2 separate regions of the Mus musculus genome follow, and region 2 is linked to region 1. The links are chromatin loops, found by intact Hi-C in ENCODE. Cell type or tissue: heart. All regions are shown on one strand.

Region 1 (4,000 bases):
CCCTTTAAAGACACCCTCGACTTCCTAGTGTCTCCTCTTGTCTGGTATTTGGTCTCGGTGAGAAGAAAAGACTTGCTAATCATCATTCGTTGTCATTGCTCAGCGTTCCAAGCCCACCCACGTTTGGAAGGGTAAACTGCTTCACTCCAATCCTACTGATATTAAATGCTAATCACACTCAAAACAGTATCTGCAGAACAGTATCTACACAGGTCTTAAACAAACAACTGGGCATGGCAGTTTCATCAAGTCAATATGTAAATCTTTTGACAAACATACTTTGTGACAGTTAACAGAAATGTGTCTAAAATAGAGGAAAACCAGGAAGAGACAAGTGGAAGATATAAGGTAAAGGTTTTTTTTTTTTTTTTTTTTGTCTACTTGTCCTTGGCAGTGTACCCGGGTGACTGACTGACTGATGACTGCACAGGGCTTTGGGTCAGAGGAATGGGTGGGACTTTGTATTGTCAGTCAAGGTAGAGCCATGAATTTTTTCTTGGTGTAGGGCATATGTTATGCTGTGGGTTTGGTTTGTTTCCTAAGGGTTCATGCTGGATGCTTGCATGCAACAATATTAAGAGGTGGTGAGACCTTTAAGAGGTGGGGCTTAGTATAAGAAACTTAGGTCGTGGGGCTGGAGAGATGGCTCAGTGGTTAAGAGCACTGACTGTTCTTCCAAAGGTCCTGAGTTCAATTCCCAGCAACAAGATGGTGGCTCACAACCATCTGCAATGTGATCTGACGCCCTCTTCTGTTATGCGCTCATATACATAAGATAAATAAATAAATAAATCTGAAAGAAAGAAAGAAGGAAGGAAGGAAGGAAGGAAAGAAAGAAAGAAAGAAAGAAAGAAAGAAAGAAAGAAAGAAAGAAAGAAAGAAAGAAGGAAAGAAGGAAAGAAGGAAAGAAACTTAGCTCATTGTGGATGGTGCCTTTGGAAGGGGTTAATATAGTGCTTATGGGTCCCTGATTGTTATGAACAGGGTAAGCATGACCCTCTGTCCCATCCTGAGTTGCCCTCATTTCTTATCACAGTATATGGTAACTGTTCTACATATTTCTGCCACCATGGTACCATTTGCCATGTGAGGCTCTCACCAGAGGCAAGAAGAGCCTGGCAACATGTTATTGAATCTCAAGAGCCATGAGCTGAGTAAACCACTTTCCTTTTTATAGCACCCAGCCTTGGGTTTTTTGTTAGACCAGCATCAAACGATCTCTTGCAGAGAAGCTGCCGAGTGAGCTGTAAGATGGCATGTGGAAGCGGTGCCAGGAGGAGCCTGAGAAGTTCGAGAATAAGTCCTCTTCCCGGTTGCCTCTTAGGTGTGTAGGTATTTTGAGCCAGAGGTCAAAGAGAATCAGCAGACACAAGAAAGGCCCTAAGAACAGGATGTGTGTTTTCCTTCGTGAAGGAATTCATTTATAAAGGAAATTTCCATTTGAGAAGTCTCTCCCACACCAGAAAAGGGAGGAATCCACATGACGTACCTTCCTGAACAACTCTCTTCACCTGCTTGTCCCATTCACCTTCCTACAGCTGCCTTGACTCGGTTTAAAACTGTCTATGTTCTTGTCATTGACTTGTGGGGGGAGGGTTACTTATCTCTGGGTATTTCCATGTCTTAGCACAATGCACATGTTAATAAACTTCTGTTTGTTTTTCCGTTATTAACTTGTGGTTTGTATAGGGCACCATCTGGAGATCTGAGGAATAGCAACAATTCTTTCCCTGCAAGACCTGGAAGACGACTTGCAGATCTTGGGTGGGTACACTGATAGAGGAAGCTAGTCAAGGTCTAATGAGCAAGTCTCACTAAACCAATAGTCAGCCTTACCCTTCTCCCCCCTCCCCATGACTTAAAGAGCCACTTTTGCAAGGATGTCTCTTAGGTGCCTATCTTGCTAGAATCTTCAGCACAAAGGATTAAATCAAGATCTCAATAGATTGCACCCAACCTTGGAAAAGTTCATCAGGGCCAACGCAATCCTTCGCTGGGAGAATGCAATGGATCCACTGAGCACAAAAAAAAAAAAAAAAAAAAAAAAAAAAAAAAAAAAAAAAAAAAAAAAAAAATCTTCCAAGTCACTGGTCTTCTGATTCTCACCTTGCAAATCTGAAAAGAGCGAAATTCATAGACCACAGGGGCACGAATTAGAAAAGATCTGGATCACAGATTTATGGTGGCAGCTTGAGGGAGTAGGCAGAGTTCCCAGAGAACAGGAGTGTGTCCCTGTTAGTCTAAGGGTTTGGATGTCAGGAACTACAGTGGGACATGAGGTAGAGGGTGAGCTGGTCACCTCTTCTCAGTTTGCTGTGTCCTCAGGTCCAGGCAGTATTCATTTAGGGGGAGAGAGATGCTGAGATCAACCTCCCGAGGGCATCCCTGGCCACTGAACAGAACTGCTGACAGAACGGGGGATATTTGTGGCTTTTAGCCAAGGACCAAACTATTTACTCTTGGGTCCGCTTCCTTCCTTGAGGCTGCCTGACAAGTTCCTCTCTGTTCTCATCTCAGGCTGCTAGGAGTTTTCTGGTCTCAGCCCGAGATCCCAGTCACAACACAAAGTGGCAACGTGGAGCTGTTCATTTACTTCTGCACTTAATTTATGCTGGAGGGCATGGAGGGAGAAATCAGGAGGCTGAGAGAGAAGGCTGCGTCCATCCGTCCGTCTGCCTTGTTTCCAAACACAAAGCCCCAGCTGCTGGATGAGGGCGAAGGCAACCTCACTGCACACCTTCCTAAGCAGTTCCTTGGAGCCCACTGCTTGTTCCTATTTCTTAGGGTTTGTCTGACTTTCCCCATTCTATTTTAGCTGCACGGGAAGAAAGAAGAGAGAATGGGTAGCCTATTCAGCATCCCACGGTGCAGAAAACATCTGGCACATCTCTTTCCCTTGTCTGGCTAACACACAATCATCACCTCGCTGCTGCTCAGAGTGTCTGCCTGTCCATTCATGGAGACTGAGGACACAAGCCTACAATAGCCTGAGCCTGGAGCCTCCCATTGACAAAGGATGGGACTCCACACTGTAGGGTATCGGTAGTGGTGATTTCCATTTCAAAACTGCACTTGCCAGACTTGATTTAAACAACATGACTGTCCTCAGAGATGACACTTGGCTGGTTGCTCTTCGAAAGGCTTCCACACACTCTCTGCAGGAACCTGTGAGCACCATTGCCCATTGCTTACTACTGTCACTCAGTTAGTCCAGACGACGGCCACACACAACTTTCTGCAGCAACATCCTGCCAAGCTGTGGAGCAAGAGGACAACCCCAGAGATACCTCTAATAACAAGCCAATCAAATCAAAATGTGCCTTTGTCCACTCCACTGTGATTCCAGTCACCCTTTCTTCCCAGATATCTCTTTTTAATCTAATTACATACAATACTTTTCACTTTAGAAAAAAAAACCATGTTAACTTCTGTCGTTAACAATCCTGTTCTCCGTTTACCTGTGAGCAGGCAACCAAGTTTTCTCCTCATGTAAATGCCACAGCGGTTTGCTTTCTGTGTACAAACTAGCATATATGTGTGGGGTTTTTTTCTATCTCCCTCAAGGTCAAAAGATTACTATCTATAGACCTTTCCATTCAAGCTTTTTATCCTCAGCTAAGAATCGTACAACCTGTCTTCTTGCACGCACCCGAGGAAAGCCAGTTCTAATCACCATGGAAGAGGAGCCATCCTGCTTATACTAGGCACTGTGAAAATGCCACTATTCGCAAATGTTTCATCCGCTTGGCAAATATACAATGCAGCACAGAGAGATTCACCGCAGAGGCAAAGGACTCTGGGGGTGGGGGTGGGGCAGAAATGGAATGTGCTGAGCTGCTAGACAGTCCCTGTTCTACCACCGACCTTCGATGTCTGGGTGACTGTAAGGACTGGGATCTGCCTTTGCCTTTGTACAGAAAGGTGTCTCAGACCTGATTCAGACCTTCATTTACCGATGGGATAACTGAGTTGGAGAAGCAGAGAAATGGAGCAACCATGG
Region 2 (4,000 bases), 160 kb before region 1:
TCATTTTAGCTTGTAAAATGACATGGATGTCAGTGTCAAATCCTTTTCTCATGACTGTGTCCTTTTTGGCTGGGTGAATATGCTAATTTGGAGAGTGAAGTGTTGGCCATAGTGGGAGGCCTTTCAAACTGTAAACACCAAGTGTGGTAAATGCCAAACAGAATTGTAGGAAAGAATGATGATGAGTTTTGCTGAGCCCCAGTATGACTTTCTTTTTTTTCTTTTCTTTTCTTTTTTTTTTTTAATTCTTGTTGTCTTTTGTGTGTGTGGTTTTTTTTTTGTTGTTGTTGTTTTGTTTTTTGTTTGTTTTTAAGATTTATTTATTTTTTTAATTGGGTATTTATTTCATTTACATTTCCAATGCTATCCCAAAGGTCCCCCACACGCTCCCCCACCCATTCCCCACCCACCTGCTCCCACTTCTTGGCCCTGGCGTTCCCCTGTACTGAGGCATATAAAGTTTGCATGACTAATGGGCCTCTCTTTCCACTGATGGCCGACTAGGCCATCTTCTGATACATAGGCAGCTACAGACACGAGCTCTGGGGGGTACTGGTTAGTTCATATTGTTGTTCCACCTATAGGGTTGCAGACCCCTTTAGCTCCTTGGATACTTTCTCTAGCTCCTTCATTGGGGGCCCTGTGGTCCATCCAATAGCTGACTGTGAGCATTCACTTCTGTGTTTGCTAGGCCCCGGCATAGTCTCACAAGAGACAGCTCTATCTGGGTCCTTTCAAGTCACACACACACACACACACACACACACACTCACACACATGCACACACACATGAATAGTGGTGTGGAAGTGTACAGAGTCCGGTTTGGCAGGACATGCATACATGGGGTGCAGGAAGGATGTCCAAGGCTAAACCTTGGTGCTTTCAGTATATCACAGAGACATGGATTTTCCTTGCTTTCTTTTTTTTAGGACCAGCTGGCAGGGCAATCTTCTTTCTCCTCAGTGCTGGCTTGTGGATTACTGTCCATCTGTCACAGCAAGGAAGAAGAGGAGAGCATCCCACAAGAGCCCTGGGTGCTTGGCCCCACTCCCTGTGAACAAAATGAGATCTGTAGCTTTTGGCAGCAGGGGTAAATCAGTCTGCAGCCCTGTGTCACCCTTAGTCCTTCTCGCCTTCCTTGACAAAGACAAGCCATACCTATCCACACAGATCCCTCTAGACATGGCTGTAAACCCTTCAGAATAATGTGAATGTGTGTCCCATGACACTGTATGTACACTGACTGGATCCTACTGATGTAAGTATCTGGTAGATGTAGACTGTACTAGAACACACTGGGCCAGGAGATCACACATGCTTAAGGAGAAGAAATTATGCTTCTTCACAATGCTTCTCTGTGTAGGTACCGTGGAAACTACCTCAAAGACGACATTACTTCATGCACGAATAACAAACATATCCCCGTTTTACCCAATAGGGAACTAAGGCTCAGACAGGCTATGAACAAGGATGAACTAAGTTATGACAATTTCAAGATCTCCATGGCATAAGACAACAAACGCTATATTTTTCCCAGCCTTCAGGCCTGTGTGGCTCTCCAGGACAGCTGTCCTCTGTGTGGTGACTCAGGGACTCAGCTGCTTCTGTACTGTTGGATCTGTCATCTCAACGTGAAGCTTATGAATTTGCCCCAGCAGGGGAAGTGCGAGACCGGAGACTCTCACAGGGGATTTTCACTGCTTCAAGCCAGGAAGTGATACACGGTACTTGGAGGCAGGAAGATCCTGATTAAATGCTGAGAGACTCGGCCTTCCCAGAAGCACATACCACTGAGTCCTGTGATGTCCTCTAGAGAGAAGGAAAGTAACATTCACCGCCCTTCATCAGGGTCATCGTTGCACGCTGTTCTGCAGTCTGAATAATTCTCCTCTGTCACGCAGACTGGCTCCCTTCATACTGAGTGGTCCATCTGTTGAAGGCAAGGGTGCTGACAGTGTCCAGGACGGTGTTCAGTGCCATTGTTATTGATTTAGCATCTGAAACACCTTTGCTGGGTTCTTTCTTCTGGTCCCCCCTTCTTCTTCCATCCTCTCCCGTCCTCCCTCTTCCCTCTTCCACCCATCCCTCTCTTCTTTCTCAGACTTCCCAGGGAGGGATCTAGTTGGCTCAGTTTAGGATTCCTGTTCTCTCTAGAGGAATCAGCTCTGCATGGAAGAGAGAGGAGGAAGGACACCTTACAAGGACATGGGAACGAGGAAAGAAGGATGAACTCCAGGGCAAAAGTCATCGGAGATAGTGAGTGGCAGAATGAAGATGTGGACCTAAGTCTGGCGCCAAGGTTTTTTTTTCCTATTTATTATGCAAATAGCCTCCTAAAATAAGACTGGGTCCTATCTATAGGAGCAACAAATTCTGTAGTAAGCTATGAATTTTAGCTAAGACTGTGAAAAGTTATTTAATTTCATTAGCTGATAGGGAAATGAGGGGCTGGTCACCAGAAATACAATGAAAAACCAAGATGTAGACGATGATGTGGAGAAGCAAGGACCCTGGCCTTCTAAAAATCATCGCAGAGAACTCTTTGACAGAATTTAAACATTTCGGTTGCATGTGCCCCTTGTCAATGACTTAGCATCCCACTACCAGAGAAGAAAAAGGAGTGTGTGACCATAAAGAGACTTAGAAAAGCATCCTGCCTTCACGAGTAATCGCCAAAAATCAGAGCACTCACATACTCATCAACAGGGTGAACAAGTTGGGTTAACACTCACCCACAAAAAGAATGGTATTCGTGATATCTGCAACAAAGGAGAAGAAGCTCAAAAATATGCTAGGCCCAGAAGTGAGAAACATGCAGAGATTCTACAGCTCTAACTGTGATAGGCCCAAAAGTGAGACACATGTACGGACTCTACAGCTCTAACTTTGAAAGACCTGTGCTAGGCATACTGATCTCCAGTGCTAGAATGGTGGGTATCTGTGGGGTAAGAATTGAGTAGAAAGGAGGAAAAAGGAAAATTCTGGAATAATGGTAGTAGGTTGGTAAATTAAGTGTGGTGGTTATACAGGTGACATTTGGGCCAAACATATTGACTTGTATACTTACAGTATGTAGCTCACACTCTATAAAACCTGTACCTAGGAATGATAGCTATAGATCCCAACCAATTGCTTTCTCATCCTTGTTTAAGTCCTTTATACACTGGATCATTATTGCCAGGGACAGTAGTCATTTGGCTTGAAGAAACCCTTAAGAACTGTTGTGGGCTACACATAAATGGGTGTGTCTCCCTGTGTGGATGAGTGGCTTGTCTAAAGCAGAGTCTTTCATTCTGGAAGTGCCTGTGACTCACAGGAGGAGACCATGAGCTGATAGTCACATTCTCATCAGAGCAGAAGGCAGAGCTAGACAAGGGCTGGGATTTAGGCGGGTGTGGGTTTGAGTCCTGCCTCAGCATTACCCATCTACTAGACATTGAACAAACTGCACAGCTTCCTATCACCTCACCTGTAGGTGAGAACTACACAATACTCATAGATTCTACAGGGGATCAGAAGAGGACATGCATGCAGACTTTGACATTAAAGATAAACTGAGGATCTCTATCGTATTCTACATGGTTTGGGAATTTGACTCAGACGTCCGATAGAAAGTTCCCCAAACATTTCCCCTAAATACCTTTGTCCCACTAATTGGACAAGGAAGTATGGGATACAGAAGGAGGACTTGGTCCCTGGGTTTACATCTTTTACACTGCCCACAAGATGACTGTTTCCTCCCACCCCAACATCATCTCCTGGTCCCACCTGTCTCCTCAGATCTCTGAGAAGCTCTCAGTGGCCAGTTTCAAATGATCAAGATGGAATCACTCTACTTACATCCTCAGGATCTGGGTTAGCTCAAGATAGCTTAAGACCTCAAGTGGAAATGCATGGAGAGTGAGAACTCAGGCCAGGGCAGACACACCCGTCTAGTTCACTTGGGTATTAGGTGTGGGGTCTGTGCCAATCTGATACTCAAAGTGCAGAGTCAATATG

What was found. Peaks named below come from ENCODE experiments on the same cell type or tissue, not always from the same donor. Only the 100,000 strongest peaks of a DNase experiment are listed, where the experiment ranks them.
Region 2: a loop joins it to region 1, with 1.8 times the contacts of the local background. A loop is called at or near these places in 1 of 42 quality-filtered maps.

Annotation. Positions count from the first base shown.
Region 1 is chr13:44,059,692-44,063,691 of GRCm38, forward strand. No RefSeq gene overlaps it. Among named protein-coding and RNA genes, the nearest start is that of Gm33489, 17 kb to the left of the region's middle. In heart, a CTCF peak has its summit at 1,707; a DNase peak (open chromatin) is centred at 2,400; H3K27ac peaks cover 3,106 bases.
Region 2 is chr13:43,899,306-43,903,305 of GRCm38, forward strand. No RefSeq gene overlaps it. Among named protein-coding and RNA genes, the nearest start is that of Gm23117, 29 kb to the left of the region's middle. In heart, a CTCF peak has its summit at 1,635; a DNase peak (open chromatin) is centred at 1,706.